2 separate regions of the Mus musculus genome follow, and region 1 is linked to region 2. Evidence: chromatin loops called from intact Hi-C (ENCODE). Cell type or tissue: heart. All regions are shown on one strand. Each heading gives the region's core, and the rest is flanking DNA. Links, peaks and the distances in the headings are about the cores only.

What was found. Hi-C counts contacts between places; a loop is a spot of excess contacts. Peaks named below come from ENCODE experiments on the same cell type or tissue, not always from the same donor. Only the 100,000 strongest peaks of a DNase experiment are listed, where the experiment ranks them.
Region 1: it touches region 2 in a loop (4-fold over the local background); 11 of 42 quality-filtered maps call a loop at or near these places.

Annotation. Positions count from the first base shown.
Region 1 is chr10:83,722,456-83,726,843 of GRCm38, forward strand. It overlaps 1500009L16Rik (RIKEN cDNA 1500009L16 gene), which reads left to right and starts at 410. Exons shown (of 6, transcript NM_001145198.1): 1 at 410-579. The coding sequence starts at 534. In heart, for the core only: a CTCF peak has its summit at 2,354 (motif pointing right); DNase peaks (open chromatin) are centred at 376 and 3,946; H3K4me3 peaks cover 1,214 bases; H3K27ac peaks cover 778 bases.
Region 2 is chr10:83,645,976-83,650,363 of GRCm38, forward strand. Appl2 (adaptor protein, phosphotyrosine interaction, PH domain and leucine zipper containing 2) reads right to left here and starts at 2,689. Exons shown (of 21, transcript NM_145220.2): 1 at 2,553-2,689. The coding sequence starts at 2,606. In heart, for the core only: CTCF peaks have their summits at 2,574 and 2,837; DNase peaks (open chromatin) are centred at 616 and 2,756; H3K4me3 peaks cover 2,166 bases; H3K27ac peaks cover 2,623 bases.

The DNA.
Region 1 (4,388 bases), core at 232-4,231, 77 kb after region 2:
GTCTGACCGACCTGGGGCAGAGCTGGTTTTTCTAAGTGAGGAAGGATGGAGCTGTCTCAGCTTTCTTCGAAAGCAGGAGAGGTTTTGGTTTCCTCTTCAGATCTGAATATCAATTAGTCTGTCGACCTTAGCCTTATCAGACGTACACCCAGGATACTCAGAGCAGGTGTTCCCTGTCACTTCCTCTCCTCTCCACATCCTGGGGACAGGGAGGGGCCACGAAGAAAGAGAGCGAAGGTGAACAAGAGGGAGAGCGAGCGGGTGAGACCTGCTGCGGACCACGCCTTCTGCCATGACCCCCAAACCCTACTTTAAACTCCCGCCCACTTTCAACCGCCACCAATGCTTGGCCCAGGAACGCGCAGAAGGCTGCGCATTGGTCGGTGCCGTGGTTGCCGCGGTGACGGGTGGGTTCGTGGGGGTCCCCGCGCGGGGCGGGGCTAGGGCTGTCCCTAGTCCCGCGCGCCGCCTCCTTCTGGGTCTCCTCCACTGGGACCTGAGGTCCAGAGCGCGGCTTCCCTGCGGGTGGCGCGATGGGTTGCGGGAACTCCACGGCCACCAGCGCGGCCGCGGGCCGAGGTAAGCAGAGCTGCGGGGCGTAGGTCCCTCGGGAGAGGGGGCGGCGGCGGCGGCGGGGGTGGGGGTGGGGGCGCAGTTCCTTCGGCCCATCCTCAATTTCGAGCCTGGAGCTCGCCTGCTTCTGGAAAGACCGAGAGGAAGCCGGTGCCCCTGTGCGGGGGCGGTCACGCCCGGATTCAGCGGGGAGGACAGTCGCCTGGGTCCTGCAGCCTGTCTCTGCATCCTTCTGGGGAGCAGAATTTCCCAGACGTGTTTCTGGTCCCTCACATCCCCTTTCTATTGGCTTGCATCCAGGCCTCACCCGGACCCCTTGGCTCCCAGTCCCTGCGCCTGGGAAAGTGTTGCTGAGCAAATCGGGACTTTTTTGGGGGTGGGGCCGAGTGCCAGTGGGTTGGGGACAGCAGCCTGCAGGGCTCTAAAAACGCATCCGTTTGGGTCTGCGTACTTAAGACCCACCCTGCTGCCCGCTAAGATTTTCATAGAGGAGCTGCGGTACCTAGACGCACAGATTAGCTTGATGGAGCTCTGGACTGGCCTCTCTTTTTGATAAATTTTCACTTAAAAATACATCCAAACTTGTCTGTGCACGACTTCATTTCGTTGATTGGCAGGGCAGGGCTTCTAGATTTTCCTGGCTAAGCCAGGCTTTGTATCAAGTAACTTACTGTAAGATTCAGACCCTCTGATAAAACTAGCTGATGTTGGGATTTGTTTGGGGTGGTGTTCTCTGCTGACGTATTTTAGCGTCTTTTTGGATAGGGTTCCCTACCTTCTCTAGCTGAGTCCAGTCAGGTATCACAGCCCACTCTAACCAGCAAGCGCAAACGGTAGTCAAATACTGCAGTGTTTGCGGAGCGGATGTGGGTGTCCAGCTATTGAGTTTTGAAACCTTAGGGATGTCACCTCCCATAGCCAAGTCCTTAAGGCTTGGCAGTTATTTTTGTGATTGATTGAAGCACTCAGGTTTGAACTCAGGGTCTGATCATTGCACGTGCTGCGCAGACCTTTGACCATCGGGCTGTATTCCTGGTATCGTTCTTTACTTTGAGATAGGGTCTCACTAAGTTGTCCAGGCATGCCCTGATCTCACTGTGCTGCTCTGGCTGGCCTTAAACTTGCTACTCTCCTAGATCCGTCTCTTTATGACCTAGGACAAAAGGCCTGCAGTACCAAGCCTGGCTGAACTTGTTTAAACATTTACAGGATGGGAACCATTGTGGAAATCTATTCAAATATTGGCCAGATTTGGTCTATCTTTTTTTTGGGGTGTGGGGCACAGTCAATGTGATACTTTTGGATTAAGTGTGTCTCAAGGGATCTAACTAAAACATCTGGGAGTCTAGGCCCAGGGAAAGTATATCCATTCCAGGTGACCTTCGTTGTTTTGAATTTAGGTCTGTCTTTGGTATCTGCAGACAGCCACTGGGAAGCAAATCTTTTAGATTCCTATAGCAGTGACTCAGCTTAGTTAGTATCCTATGCAAATGAGAGCAGGGGCGGGATTTAAGCTGGGGTGTGGCCCCGTTTCATTGCAACAAGGAAATCAGGAAAAGTGTCAAAGCGTCAAATGTCCGTTCTGAGGCTCAGTGTAACCTATCGCACGCGTGCTTGGCTGAAAGAAAAAAAAAAGAGTTGAGAATGTTAAAAAACAAAAACAAAAACTGAAAGGAGGACCCAGAAAAGATTTAGAAATGAAGAAAGTTTGGCGCATTTACATTCTTTAAGAATCTATTTTTATTCCTATGAATGTGCAGCTGTACGCTATGTGCATGTAGGTGCCCGAGAAGACCACAAGAGGGCAGCATATCCTCCGGAACTTGGGTTCCAAGCCATTGTGAGCCACTGTGTAGGTGCTGGGAACCAGACTTGGGTGATCAGCAAGAGCAGCAAATGCTCCTAACTGCTGAGCTGTTAGTTCAGCCCTGCACAGCGACATTTTATTAACAGACTGCTTGTCAGATTTGGGGCTAGAGGGAGAAGTATTGTTGTTAAGTGAAAATTGGAACGATGATAACAGAAACGTTAATGTACAAATTACATTTCAGTGGTGGGGTGGCCAAGGAGTGGAGACATTGGATTTTAGGCTGGAGATGTAGCTTTAGGTGGTACCTGCCTAACACACACAAACCCTATAGACTCTATCTTCCAAACCCAATAAAGTGGGCATGGTAGTGCCGGTCTATAATGTCTTGGTAAATATTTTAAAAGGGTTTCTACCCCACATTAAATCATCTGCTTCCAAAATGAAAGACACAAAACCTTTGTATTTATAATAAGCCTTAAAGCACTAGAGCTGGGCAGATATCAGTCCTCTATGCTGGTTTGTCTGCTTCCCTGTCGCTAAGTTCCTCCTGGGCCGGTCCTACCCCAGCAGGCCGCCCTCATGGCCATGTGCTCACTATCTACCTACCCCACGGCCATTGGTACCTTCTTTCTTCTTCCTCCCCTCTCCTCACCACAGTCTCTGACTTTGACCCCAAGCCCAGGAACCAAAGCCCCACCTACCTCCCTTCTGCCCAACTACAAGCTGTAGCCATCTTTATTCAACCAATAAGTTAAGGAGCAAGGTTTACACAACAAAAGCTGTTACCTGTGAGAATTCACTCTTCCTGAGGCAACTAGGCCTTGGGATACAGGAATTTAGCATTATTATACATAGCAACAGACCAAATCTCAACACTCCAGTCAGGAGGGTCAGAAGTTCAAGGCCATCCACACTAGTCCCTCACTTCATAGTGAGTTCAAGCCATCTCAAAATCAAGTAAACAAATAAAATAACAACAACAACAACAAAACAACTATCTGCCACAAACAAACAAAAACAAACAAACAAACCTCAAATCCTCCAATCTTTCTGCTGCTAATCTTGGTAATCCTACAGTCAGGGACAGGGTAGGAGGCTCACTCCCAAGTTCATGGCCAGCCTGGTCTATATGGGGAGTTCCAGAATAGTCAGACTGTCTCTTAAGGGGAAAATAAAAATCCTATTTCTTGGGATCAAGAAAAAAAAAAGATTCTCTTTGCAAGCATTAGGTTGACTTTTCCCCTTTTGAGTAGCTCTCTCCCTGGGTAAAGGGAAGTGCAGCTCCATCGGAAAGGATCCCTCCGAGTGCCCGTCCTTAATGATCTGCTTTTGTTTGTGAAGGACAGGCATGCTAGAGCACGCTGTTCTCTGGCTTGCTCTTTGCTAAAAATTACTTTATGTTCAGAGAGAGCAGGGCAGGGAGTGGTACATCCCGTAGACCGGAAGGAGAGGACGCTGTGAGGGGGCGTGTTGGCGACATCATCGCTAACCAGGCTCTGCCCTTGGCTTTGAGAAGTTCTTCTCAAACAGTCCCCAGCCTGTGTGTCCAGCTGGCTGCCTTCGGCATTTGGTCATTGTTATTTTCTGTCTGTCAGCTGGTGGTAGGAATTTCGGTTTCTGAAAGGGAACACATCAAGATGAGACGTGGAAGAGCAGAGAGGGATACCCCAACACAGGGATGGTTGCTCCAGCTGCAAACCGTGGCTTTGCTATCACAGTCAGTAAGGGCCGGGCTGCAGACCTGTCCCGAGCCTGGGAGATCCCGTGAATGGATGAGGCTGTCCTGGACCTCTAGGTATGAACTGAGTGTAGTTTTTAAAATGTCCCAGGAATCCTGCTTTCAATATTTCATACTTTTCAGTAGCCATACTGAAGAAAAAGAATGTAATTAAAAAGGCAAATGGAGATGAAGGAGAGTGACCTTGGACTGGAAGCTCAGGCTTTGATAACTGTTGCTGGCTGTGTTGCTGTGGGGGGGCATTTGGCTATGCTTTTCTGAGCTCTG
Region 2 (4,388 bases), core at 180-4,179:
CTTTGTAACTTGACTGAGCTGTTCTCTCCGGTGAAGTCTGGAGATGACAGCATAGCCCAGGTTAGACAATCCTGAATTCTTGACCTTTGCTTCTGTGTCTAATTCTTTCACATAAAATACTAGAAATGGTTTCCATTGTATCCAGTTCTACGCCCCTGGATCTCCAGGGAGGAAAGTTGCAGCCCAGCATGTGCTGTGTAAAGAACAGTATCCGCCATGCTCTGCGGGCTCTGAGGGGCTCCTAAAGCTATCTTCTACCACCCCACCCACCCCAGCCCCGAAGCAGTCACACTGATGGGTGAGGACTCGTCTCAACAGCAATGACAACTTTCCTACAGGTGGCTCTGTGGCTTGTAAAAGCACTTGTCACCCAGGTCTGAGGACCTGAAATCAATCCCTGGAACCTGCATGGTGTAATTAAGAGAATTGACTTCCACAAACTGTCCTCTGACCTCCACATCCGCACGCCCACATCCGCACACATCTGTATCAGAGTCAGGAAATGTCACAGAAGAGGAGATGAGAGAATGAGGCAGAGTATTGTGAAATACTGTTACTGGACCAGTGACTTCCACTCGTGGACTCACAGCAATTCGGTCACGTAAATGAGGTAATGCCAGTCAGCATTGCAGCCTGGGATGGAGGCCCCAGAGCCCTACCCTTAGTGAGAAGCTACAGGCTGTTGGTGGCTCCTGGGAAGGGATGGCCAGTTTGCTTTGGGGGTGTGGCTGTTGGGAGGTTGCCCTGGCTCCACTGGATGGCCCCACACCCATGCATAGGAAGAGAGCACTAATTAGATTGTGTGTTATTGAGGGGGGAAGAGGACAGGAAAATGGGTGGGGAACATGTTTTGGGGTGTCTGGAAAGAGAAGATGGGGAGGTGATCTGATATTAATACGCTGTATAAGTATAGGAAATTATTGAAGAATAAAAAGTACTTAAAAATATTCCTTACGAGAAAGGCAACAAGACAATTGTCTGAATTAAGTAAGGGCTTTACCACTTTGCAGGGACGCCAACTGTCTAAGAATAAACCTTTACTGTGGACAAAAATATTTTTTAAAATTAAAAAGAATGTCAGGTAGGAGTAACAATGACTCTAAACATCTTCCGCCCCCCCCCCCACACACACAAGCTCAAAATTGTAAACCATACAGACGAGATATAATTTTAGACTATTCCGCCGATTTCAAGACCATCTGCCCCATGTTCCTTGTTTTCTGTGGAGTTTCTGCAGATGAGAACACCGGACAATTAGAAGCAGAACTGCAGCCCAGGTCTCAGACTCATTTATGCCATTCAGAAATGGTGCGCACCCATTAGAGGCCTCAAAACTCCAGACTGTGCGATGTCTGTGTGCCTGGCTCTGCCACCATCACGACTGGTTAGGGAAACGGTCTGTCTTTGACCTTCCGTGTCACCAAGTACAAAGCAAATGGAAAGCCCTATTCACAACCACGGTGGTTATGATTTCCACACGCTTATGTTCAGATCCTAACGACAGGGGAGGAAGGCTGAAATGCTTTCCAACAAAGGCTGGGGTCCAAAGCAAACACCTGACATCCAGAGCTGTATAAGGAAGCCTGCGAAGAATTAGCACAATACATGCCAGTCTGTTTAAAAAGTTGAATCAGTTAAAAAACAAAACAAACAAACAAACAAACAAAACAGGCTGAGCATAACAACACATCTGTAATCCCAGCACCCAAGATGTAAGTTCAAGGCTAGCGTGGTCTACAGGGCAAGTTTTCAGTCCAGTTATGGCTACATAGTAAGACCTTGTATCAAAACAAAACACAACAAAAAACAAAATCCCAAGTAATGGGAATACTAATTATCACAGCTTGCTTACATATCCTTGCTCCTCTACATGGGGACAATCATTCAGAACTGAGCCTAAGACAGGCACACACCGATAGCCCTTTTGATTTATTCTGCAAGGGAGAGATGGGGGAAATGTAGGTAAACTCATCAAACTTCCATCTGGGAGGTACAAGTTACTTTGGGAGCCAAGGAAGAAACCCGAAAGAAGAGGAGAGACTGTGAAGAACAGCTTGAGCCTTTCTAGTTTTTTCAGGACCGGAGATACTAGAGGATGAAGGTATTTATTTAAATAAGCTAGGGATGCCATACCAGGAAAGGGAATAGAAGATCCCTGGGGAAAGTCCTGTGACTTCTGAACTACTGTCACTATGCACTATCTCAAGCTCAAAGGGCTTGATTCACATCTCCACTATATTAATGAAGCCCCATCACCACCACCCTGTGGCACAAATGGGGCAAATGTTGGAATTTTCTCTTCCCTGGGTCGACTTGGCGATGGATCCAGGTTTTCTGTGCTTCCTATTCCGGCCCCTGCATTCATTAGGTCTCGTGGACTCGTTAGTACCAGCAGCGTCTGTGTGGATAGTGCTGTCGCCTTCTTCTGCACGAGACACTGCTTGAAAACCTTGTTACCCTGCTAGGGAGCTACTACTGTGGGACAACGACTGCCCGACCTCCCCGAGCGCCGGTGGGGCACCGCGGCTCCCTCCCAGCCTTCCCGGGGGTACCTGGGGGCTGTCCTGCAGCGCCTCCTCCAGCAGGAGCTTGTCCACGGCGGGCATGGCGCGGCGGCGAGGGAGCGCGGGATGCGAGGAGGGGACACTCGGCGCTCGGGGACTTGAGACTTAGCTCGGAGCCCGCGCCTGCCCACTCTCCGCGGCCCGCCCCTCAGCCCGGCCCCCCGCTGCCGGGATCAACAGGAAGTGTGGCAGGCGCCGGACATGTAGACAGTCCGGGACAGGACACCGGAAGTGTGGCGACCACGCTTCCGTCCGATCCCGGGGCTTCGGGCCCCTCCGGCCAGCGCAGCAGCACCGGGAGGTTCCGGCTGGAGGCTGCCCTCCCCGGTGCTCGAGGCTGCCCTCCCCCGTGCTCATGGCGCATCTCCGGGTGGGACGATAGGCTTTTATCTTCTTGCGGTTCTGCAGATTGCTCTCTCTGTGTGGGAGGAGATAAGAGTGAACAGATTTTGCAGTTGTTCTCTGGCCTCTTTTTGGGGTGTGTGGGGGGGGGGGCGGGGGTAGGGAGTCAGGCTGTCATCTAACTCGCTGTGTAACTGAGGATGATTCTAAATTTCTGATCCTCTTGCCTCCACTTTCAGAGCGTGATGGGATAACAGACTTCGACTACCAAACTGGAGTTTTGTGCAGTGCTGGGGATCAAACCCAGGGCTTCCTTCAAGTTAGGCAAACCCTCTACCAAAGTAGCCACACCCCCAGCCTTGGCGTCTTCTTATTTTATTTTTTAATTTGGGTTAGAAGATGGGCTTGGGTAGAGCAGGAGAGATGGTGTAAAGGACATTGCAGAAGATGTGAGTTTGCTTCTCAGCACCTGGTAGGAGGCTGTGGCATGCACCTTATTTCCCGTAGGGACATGCATGGGCACACTCATGTGCACGTATCTCCCATAGGAAATGCACACACCATTTAAAAATACAACAAGACAAATTATATTTAGTGTGTGAAGTTCAGAAGACAAACTGTGAAAGACTTTTCTCCTTCCAACCATGGGGATTCTGGATATTAAACTCAGGTCTCAGGCTTGGAGATAAGTGCCCTTAACTATTGAACCATCTTACCAGCCTCTGGCCTCTTTTTTTTTTTTTTAAATACCAGGACAGGCCCACACTCAAACAGTTCAGAGCACAGACATTACGTGTGTGTGTGTGTGTGTGTGTGTGTGCGTGCGTGCGTGTGTGTGTGTGTGTGTGTGTGTGTGTGTGTGTGTTTTCCGTGATATTCAGATCACTGCTAAATGATTTGGGGCCATATAATTAGGTCTCATCTTCCTGGTTTTTTAAGGTTTTTCGTTATGGAGAATTTCATAATGAAATTTTCGGGGTTAGAAAGGATAGATTATGTAGTTCTGTGATGTCATTTAAAAGTGAGAAGAAGGGACACTGGAGAATGAGATACTTTACTCAGGACCCTACAGCGTAGGCTGGAGAAAGAAGAAAAGGTTGTGTAGAAGGTCAGAAGTGGAATTTGACGTATATTAAAGGCACGAGTTTCAATGGATTGACACATAAAATCAGTACTATTTGTCCAATGAGGTGTCACCAAAATTACCAGGAGAGTATGATACTGCACAAATTCTATGTCTTATGGGAACTACCTGAGCAGTTAGTGTTGGTTGTGAAATCTGTAGGATCAGGGTCACCAGTGAAGAATTATTCAGATTAAGTTAGCCCCTGGCATACATACCTGTGAGGAATTAAGTTACTAGAGGTGGGAAGATGTACCCCAAAAGTGGATGGCACTACTCCCTAGGCTTGAGTCCTGGACTATGGAAGAGGATGAGAGTGAATACCAGCATTCCTTCGCTTCCTGCTTCCTGCCTGTCGA